Linked DNA regions of Homo sapiens: region 2 is linked to region 1. The links are chromatin contacts, found by Hi-C in ENCODE. All regions are on one chromosome and are shown on one strand. The core of a region is the stretch at or near the end of the contact, and the rest is flanking DNA. Distances in the headings are between cores, read along the strand shown. Region 1 holds the start of MPDZ (multiple PDZ domain crumbs cell polarity complex component). Region 2 has its middle 200 kb from the start of LINC00583.

The links. A loop is a pair of places that touch in the nucleus more often than their neighbours do.
Region 2: a loop to region 1 is called in a map of chondrocyte, with 2.1 times the contacts of the local background. The contact joins the enhancer-like site here to the promoter of MPDZ in region 1. A Hi-C loop is called at or near these places in 1 of 168 maps with a recorded cell type or tissue (chondrocyte).

The regions. Positions count from the first base shown.
Region 1 is chr9:13,277,481-13,281,877 of GRCh38, forward strand. MPDZ (multiple PDZ domain crumbs cell polarity complex component) reads right to left here and starts at 2,212. Exons shown (of 47, transcript NM_001378778.1): 1 at 1,920-2,212. RefSeq lists enhancers at 1-403, 404-1,119, 1,120-1,835.
Region 2 is chr9:13,725,791-13,730,187 of GRCh38, forward strand. No RefSeq gene overlaps it. Among named protein-coding and RNA genes, the nearest start is that of LINC00583, 200 kb to the right of the region's middle. Within about 2 kb of position 2,546, at least 3 of the 41 ENCODE cell types and tissues checked have a DNase peak (open chromatin) inside an H3K27ac peak, as active enhancers do.

The sequences.
Region 1 (4,397 bases), core at 962-3,461:
ACAGGTGCCTCCATCCAAAGCTTAGTATTGTATTAGAAGATCAAGTCAAGGAACGTTTTGCTAGGCTTTTATTTTTATTTTTTATTTATTTACTTATTTATTGAGTCAGAGTCTCGCTCTGTCACCCAGGCCGGAGTGCAGTGGCGCGATCTCGGCTCAATGCAACCGCTGCCTCCCGGGTTCAAGCGATTCTCCTGCCCCAGCCTCCCTAGTATCTGAGACTACAGGTGCGAGCCATCACGCTCCGCTAATGTTTGTATTTTTAGTAGAGACAGGGTTTCACCATGTTGGCCAGCCTGGTCTTGAACTCCTGACCTTAAGTGATCCACCCACCTCGGTCTCCCAAAGTGCTGGGATTACAAGCGTGAGCCATTGCGCCTGGCCAAGTTTTGCTAGGTTTTTAAAACACTATTGTTTGCCAAAATTCCATCAGGTGCTAAGGCATACATTATACAAATTTAGATAGTTCCAACATTACAAGATGTTCATTGTAATCACTCATACCCAAATTCAACATGTAAAACTCCCAAGCCCGAAACCATCACCTCCTCCTCGTTAGTTTTCAGATAAGGTGTTATTTATTCTATAAAGGGTAACCTAAACCAGGAATTTCTAGGGAAACACGAAGGGGATGTTTACATCAAACTGTCTACAAGGCAGGACGAGGCAGTCTGATCACTTATCAGATTCCTTCTCTATGACATCAAGGAACATGGAGAAGTTTTCCTTCTACGCTGGTGAAGTCATGGTCCTCTTATCTATCTGATGATACCTAGGAAACACTAGCCTCCAACCGCAGCCCCTACTGCAAAAAGGCAGTCAGTGCCCATTGCCGGGGTCTTCCCAAGCGGAGCACCTCAAAAGCCGCACCGCGCAGTAGAGGTCTCCAGGGGCCCCCACTCGCCCCCAGTGACTACGGAGCGGCCTCTACCTCCCGCCGGCGCCTGGCCACTTCTCCTCCCCCGCAGTCTCCGCTTGATTTCCATGTGACTGCAGGCAAGAATAGCCCAGCCTTTGTGCCTCTGCAAAGAACGCAAACAAAAATGTACACCATCACCACCCAACAAACGCGCAACTCCGCAAGACACAAAGCGTCTCCCAAACATCGCTTCCCTGGTAACATCCGGCATCCTGGGGCTGCCAAATCGCAGACAAAGACGCCCATCAGCGCGGGGGGTGAGGAGACTAAGGGAGAGACAAGACCAACGTGCTCCCACCAACGGGAGCGGCGGTTAAAAGGGCGCCGGTGCCAGGGGTGAGGGACGGGGCACCGGTACCAATTAGCGGCTCGCCTCGGGGTCCCCGCGGCTAAGGCGAGAACGCAGGACCAGGAGCATTGCTGCCCACTCTCTACCGCAACCCGCACATCCCGGGACCACGTAACGGCGGATGGGGCGTCCGGGAGCGGCCCCTGCAGGGGAGAGCAACAGGCTCCCGCGCCCTGGAGGCCTGGTCTGCGCTCCGGGCCCCCAGGCTAACACCCCACCCCCAGCCCCCCGACACCAAGACTGTGCCCCTCTGGGTCAAGGAAAAGGAAAAACTTTTAAACCTCTTAGTCAGCGAGAGCAAAAGAAAGGGGTGGCGGGGGTGCTGAAAGGTCTAGGATTATCCACCGCGGGGCTGGGGGGAGTGGAGACTTGCGAGTAGCAAAGGAAACTTCTAGACCCCATCCTTTTAAAAAAGCCACAGCAGCGGCTTCCGCGAAGCGCCGGGCCGCGCGGGGTGGGGCAAGCGCACCGCCCCACCGCCCCACGGCCCGCCGCCACCCCTACCCCCACCCCCACCCCCACCCCCATCCCCGCCCCCACCCCCACCCCCAAGCGCCGAGCCCAGGGCGCCCGCGCACCTTCCCCGCCGGCGCGCGCGCAGGGCGCGGGGGCGCGCCTCGGCCTCTGGGCCGGGGCTCAAGCGCCGCTTACCCGGCTCGCGGCGCCCGCCCAGGGCCGCGACGCGAGGGGGCGGAGGACTGGGGAGCAGGGGTCGCCGGGGCCTCTGGATGCCTCGCCTCGCCCACGCTCACTGTCTTCTCTTCTGAAGTAACGACCCGGCGAGGAGCTTCGGATCAAAACGCACAGACACTCACGCGTGACTGAGAAACTTAATCCCGCGGTGGCCCGACGCCAGCCTAGCGCTCCGCCGCGCCCCCTCCCCCAGCGCGCGCCGCACTTGCGCCGACCGGGGCTGCCGCGGAGGCGGTGGCGGGGCCCAGGCTGCTGGGGCTGCCGTGACGCCTGCGACCGGCGGGGCGGCGGGCGCGCCTTGGCCAATCAGGGGACGCGGCCGAGCAGGCCTGTGCGGGGTTTTAAACTCGCTCCTGGGCCGCTCGACCTGGGGTGTGGGTAGTGGACTTGTGAGGTGGTCAGATAAAATATAGGCTGCTCTGTTAAATGGGAATTTCAAATAAAAAAAAAAAGGAATAATTTTAGTACAAGTATATCCCATGCAATATTTGGGACGTACTTATGCTAAAAAGTTCTTCGTTGTTTATCGGAAATTCAAATTTAATGGCAGTCTTGTATTTTTATCTGCCGATTTTGTCAACCTGCGGAAACTGATAGCCTGTTTCTAGCTCCTCAGATTTTCCTTATGTGCACTGCCCTGTGGATGCTTTCTGCATGGGTAGCTTACTGAATGGCATAGGATGCTTATGAGAAGCGCTTTAATCAGAAGGGTGGGGGCAGTCCTCTCACTTTCTAAGTAACTTTTCGCACATCAGGGTGCATTCTTAGTCTGATGATCCAATTAAAAAGCAAAAACAGTAAACATGGAAAAGTTATTAGAGTTGCATGGCCCCAGGAAGAACAGATATTCATTTCTATTTTGTGCCACTTAAGATTTTCTTTCTGTTATCCTCAATTTGGAAGTCCCACGAATTTTTTTCTGCATAAGAAACTCTTTTTCAAAATATCCCTCTGATATTAGATTATAGGACCAAAGGATACTCAGAAGTCCAATTTAGAACATTTAAAAGAATTTCTTTTAATATTCTGAATAAAAATACTTTTTTCTCATATTCCTTGGACTTTCAAACACATTCACAGCTGTTGACCTCTCTCTTCCTAGAGTCCTCCCCACCCCACCCCTCTTGTAATTCCATGCAATCACACTCTTGGTTTTGCTTCTTCCGCTTAGTCAAGGGCGGATGTATGGGCTCTGAAGCTTGTACAATTGGGAGCTCTGCTTTAACCAAAAAAAAAAAAAAAATCTTTCTTTAGAAAAATTCAAAAAATAAATGCCCATGTAAACACATTGCTAGGGTTGCTCCCAGGCAAGAGAAGGACCCGGAACGTTAAGCTACATCAATTTCCAGGTAGATCTGCCCCTGTCCCCAGGCCACTCTTCAGTCTTCTTTGCCTCCTCTCCCCCAATCTTTAGATGCTGGAATTCCTTAAAAATCAGTTACGGGCCCTCTTTTCCTTTTAACTCTTACCTCTAAATACATTTTCACTTCTAGCTTATGATCTCGTACCTACAGAATCTTACATTTATACCTTCAGATTTATCCATATATTCAAGTGTTTATTTGGCTTCCCTGTTTGCTTGTCTCAAACCTAGATTGCAAAAAAAAATGCAGCCGTGATACTTCTGCTCAAGCCTGGTCATCTTGTTCAGTGTCCCAGTGAATGGAACTGCCATAGATGCTACATGATTCCCACAAACTACGATAAACCCATTGTGATGCATTCTTATGGTACCCTATGCTTTTGCTTCATAATATTTTTCCTACTTTGTAAATATGCATTTGATTTTGTAATTATGCAATGTCTCTTCCCTCTTCAACCATAAACTCCATGAGAACAGGGGCTAAGTCACCATTTTATCCTCAGAGCCTAGTAAAAACTTCACACTTGGTTGGCACTCATATGAAATAGGATGAATATACGACTGCAAGAATGAATAATTTCTCCATATAACTTTTGTGTTCTTGTCATAGAGTCACCTCAAGGCATCCCATTTGGAAAGGATTTTCTTATTGCTTAGAAATTCCAAAGGGATCCTCCTGTTTGAATAGCACTTCTACTTGTCAGTTTTCAAATCTGGTCATTCTCAAATACAAAGGAAGTACGTGCATGAAATGTTAGCTGCTGGGGTAGTGTAGGAGGAAAAGAATTTCATAACTAGCTACTGAAGGAATTCTTTGAGTCCTAAAATTTTAAATGGCATTTTTTATATTGAACCATAGGGAAAGAGCCCATAAAACTGAATTAGAGGAAAGTTTTAGAAATTTAATTCCCTGGTTTATTGTGGATAAATGAGATTAAAACAAATAATTTTACCTTGGTTTAAAAGGTGCTATTGTTCTAGTCTCCTTTAGCGAAGCAAAGCCCACATGCCCTCTTTAAACAGCAGTATATCAGAGGATAAAAAGGCATCTGGTTTAGATTAGTCCTTGCATA
Region 2 (4,397 bases), core at 1,296-3,795, 450 kb after region 1:
TTTCTTGCTCCCATCTGCAGCCCAAGAAGACTAAGTAAGACCCTTCCAAAGCCCAGAGATCTATGCTGCAAACTGAGAAAGAGTCCACAATAAAGAATTCACAAAAAATCCTCCATCTTTCAGCATCACAATGATAAAATAGTGTTTGAATGTCATCATCAGTAAAAAGTATTCATGACTTCAGTTATTGGAGCTCTCCCTACATGAGATCAGCATAGAAATTGTGGAAAGCCTCATAGACACTACCAGAAGTGGCTTTTGTATGAGCTCTTAATTGTGATTATACACCTACTCTTCTCTTTTAAAACCAGCTACCATATTGTTTGATATAGAAAAAAATTAGATAAAACTGCTCGTTTAGTGAAGCTCTGGTATGGGAAGATATCCGTCATCCTTTTATTTAAATAGCAAATGATTAAATGATTTTGTTAGTATTATTAGAAAGAGGTAGTGGAAATAGTTGTATGTCACAGCCATTATTGCAAGTTACAAAAATACCCAAGGAGTATAACAACATTCCTAATAACATTGTCACATGTATCGCTTTGTCAATTCTAATTCATTCTTTCTGAAAATATTTGTTTTGTAAACCATTTCAAACACTGCTATAGATGCTGGAGATAAAACATAAAATACAGGCTCTGCCCTCAAGGTAACGGCAGATGATTAAATAGTCCATTTTAGCACAATGTGGCAAATATTTCGATAGCAGTCAGAGAAAGGTGCTATGGGAACACCCAGAATACTTAACCCAGCCTTGGAAGAGAAGGAGGTTAATTCTTTCCTATTCATTCTTCAGTGATGAAAAGAAGAAGTCAGTTCTTTATTGAAGTTAACTTTTAAGCTTGTAGAATGAGTGAGAAGCAGCTTCCTAGGCCAACGGTACATTTTTTTCAGTTCTTAAAACTAGAGTAGTCCTCAAGACTAATAAGACCAGTTAATAGTGGATGAGCTTTGAGTATTTGCCATGGGCTAACTATTATATTAAGCACTGTATATGAATCATATCATGTATCTTTTCACAGCAAACCTATTAGGTAATTCCTATTGTCCCTATTTACATATGAGGAAGACACGATTTAAATTTCCTAACTTGCTCCTCCAGCATTACACAGCCTGAAACAGTGAGTTTGGGAATCAAACTTGGCCTGTGCCTTGACCTATTTAGCTGTTTCCAAATACTGCTTCCAAATATCCATTTAGTCTGAGTAGGCTTGTTTTTTGGAGAGGCCATCTGAAGCTCTTTCATACCATGCTATCTTATTACTTTTGTTGAATTTTATCTTATTCAATTCGAAATAAAACAGAGGTGTCACTAAAAAAGACAAGTTATATAGTACTTTATAATAGCTATATATATAAAATTTGACCAAAAATGAATAATTTTTCATTATTGTCAAGGACAGTGGAGAAACTGTCTTGTCATAACCCAGAGCCAGAGGTAGAAAACCAGGTTTTGTGAAGACTATGCTCAGCTGTCATTCATTTTGTCTTTCTCCCCTCCTCCCACCACCAGAAGCTAGGAAAAAGGCACAGAATGGTGTGCTGTTGTCTTAACTCACCTGCAAGAGTCTATTTCAGGGGACATGCAGGTTTTTCTGAATATGATGTCCACCAGAGATCCAGAGATGGGAGCAGACACTCAGGTCCATGGGACAAATGTAGGATAAATTGGGAGTAGTTTGATGGAATATTCTTATACCCCACACATGTGTCTACACAATCTTCTCTTTGTAGCCCTGATCATTCATTATGTGATAAGGTGCTATGTTTTCCAGCAAATTTGGTATATGCAGCCTGGTGGATAAGCATCTAGGCTTTGAATTGGGATAAACTGGGGATTGAATCTTTGTTCTTCTATTACTTACTCACTGTATGTCTGTGGAAAATTTATGAAACCTCTCTGAATTTTGTTTTTCTGCCGGTAGAGTGAAGCTAAGAAGACTTACCCATAAGGTTCTCAAGGACATTAGATGAAAGCATTTGTATAAAGTGCTGAATATGGTAGCTGGCACTTAGCAAGGACTGGGCAAATAGGAGTTATCATAATTATTAGGTTTACAATTCTAAACCTTTGGTGAAAAGTAACAATCCAAGGCATTTTTCAACAGCCAATTTTAAAAATGAATAGCTTCATGCCTTCCCTATAATATTCTTGTTCATATCGGTTATTTTCAAATGGAAATGTTTTTGAGGTCTTTTCTTAGCTTAAGTTTTTGAATTGAACCCACTTTCCTACTATAGTCACAAAGGATTCTCAATGTTCGATGCTAATATCAGAATCTAAAATCAGAGTCTTACAAAATTTAGGGCTAAATGAGCTAAGGGCACAGAAAAGCTCAAAGTGGCTTGTGTAACCAAAGAACAGCTACTCCTTCTCATTTGCCTCATTCAGGGGATGAATTGCTCCTTCTCTTCCTCTTCATCCCCCACATCCTAAACACATTTCCTGAAAGACCTTCTGGTTAAGTTCTCATCCCCTTGGCAAGGCAACTTGTCTGCTGAGCCAGTCAGCTGTCTCATTGAGATTCACTGCCAGGTGGACAGCTTTGATGGCAAGGAGGTGGCGTTCCGCCCAGTTAAGCAGCTTTCAAGCCTCAAGCCATAAAGATGAGCTCCTGGCCCTCCTTCCTCCAGGAGGATACTGCAGACATATTGCCTGCCCTTGGAAGGATGGCTTTCCTGTGGTGCAAATTATTGAGCTGTGCAGAACACCTTACTTACTGCTCTCTCCTCAGAGCACTTGAGACACAGACCTTGTCCAGTTTCTTGTGTCAGCTTTTTTTCCCGTGAAAGGTGCTGTTCAAGTAATTAGCTCGAGTTGGAAGCAAGCAGTAAGTTAGGGGCATATGTGTTTTTTTTTTTCAGCTGAGGCTGATCTTTGCATATACACCAGGGGAAAAAATCCTATGCTGTAAGATATGTACAAAATAAAAGAGCCCATGTTTCTGAATGAACATTTCTTTTTTCAATAGTCCTTGCACACCTTTTCAGCTAGATAAACCAATAGCTTTACACCTTGAGCAATGATGCTGTTTTCTAGCCCATTTTATAGACGTGAATATTAAGAACAAAAGATGGCCACAGACTTGAATATGACATTTTAAAAACGAACAGAATATTTTACATATTTTTATCAGAAAGGTATATGTGTCCATTAAAAATACAGGTGGGGGGAAACAAAAATCTCCTATTAAGACAGCAAGTAGAGAAAATTGTCATGGAGGAAACCTGTTTAGAAAACTCACCAGTAAAGAATGGGCAGTTGGAATTTTGTGAGGAGCACTTGCTGGGAGTGGGCTATGCTGTTGTTTTCACCGATTCACTGCCTCTCAGAAAGGGAGGCAGAGAGGAGCTGCCTCTCCCCTTGTGCATGTGAGAGAGGGTGTCAAGGAAACTCTGGGTCTTGCTATGCTTACGCAGGAGTTTGGTGAGCAGAATGTGCCAATGTCCAACATCCACCTGGAAAATCTAAAGGCAGAGATGAGTCATCCAGCTGGTTAGCTAGTGAAGCAAAAAAAGAACTGTTGCCACACTGGGGTGAGCTGCTTGCCTAGAGTGTGTCAAGCTGAAATGTGCGTGAATATTTACTGCAGGACATCAGGGTGGAGGTGGAGGATTAAGCCAAATGTGAAACATTTCAAATCCTGCTCAACAGGATACCCTTAAAAAGGGCTGGACAGGGGACTCAGATAGAGACACTCCACGTGGAAGACCACAGGAAAAGAAAGTGGAGTACAGCTGGAGTAAAATGAATTGTCTGCATCATGGGATGTTCCATCACATTTTGGCTTTGTAAAGAAACAAAACACACATGTACCCAACAATGAGTCAATCTGCCAAGGCCAGAAGTTGTGAAGCCATCTTTTGAAAGCACCAGTTTGCGTAAGAATGTTTCTGTCCTTCTTTGCCATCTTTCCTGTCCTCTATGCAATTTTTTCTATTCTCCTCAGGGTTAGCCAAATAGAGAAGAAAGGGTGGACGTCAACAGTGGGGAAAGAGGAAAGAAAGGCTACGTGCCACCACTCCCAATGTTGGTTGCAGGCAGTTTGATTATAGTTGCTCCTAGCAGGCCAGCTGAATGAGGAATGGCGAATCCTTATGTTTAAGACTGAAGTGTTGGCTAACATATTAGATGGGCTGTTTTTGAAGAAACACTGTGTATTGCAACCAACATCACTGTAAGATTTTGGTCTAATAATCAAAGTTGTCATAATATTCCAGGGGTAAGGAAAAAATCGAATAAATATTAAAAGGATAGTAAGAGATGTAAAAGAGAGTCATATAGACTCTGTCACAGCTGCACAGCTGCTGTAGTAGCTCAAAAAACAGCCATGACAGTATGTAAATGATGGGTGTGGCTGTTCTCCCATAAAATTTGCAGGCTACCGTGGCCC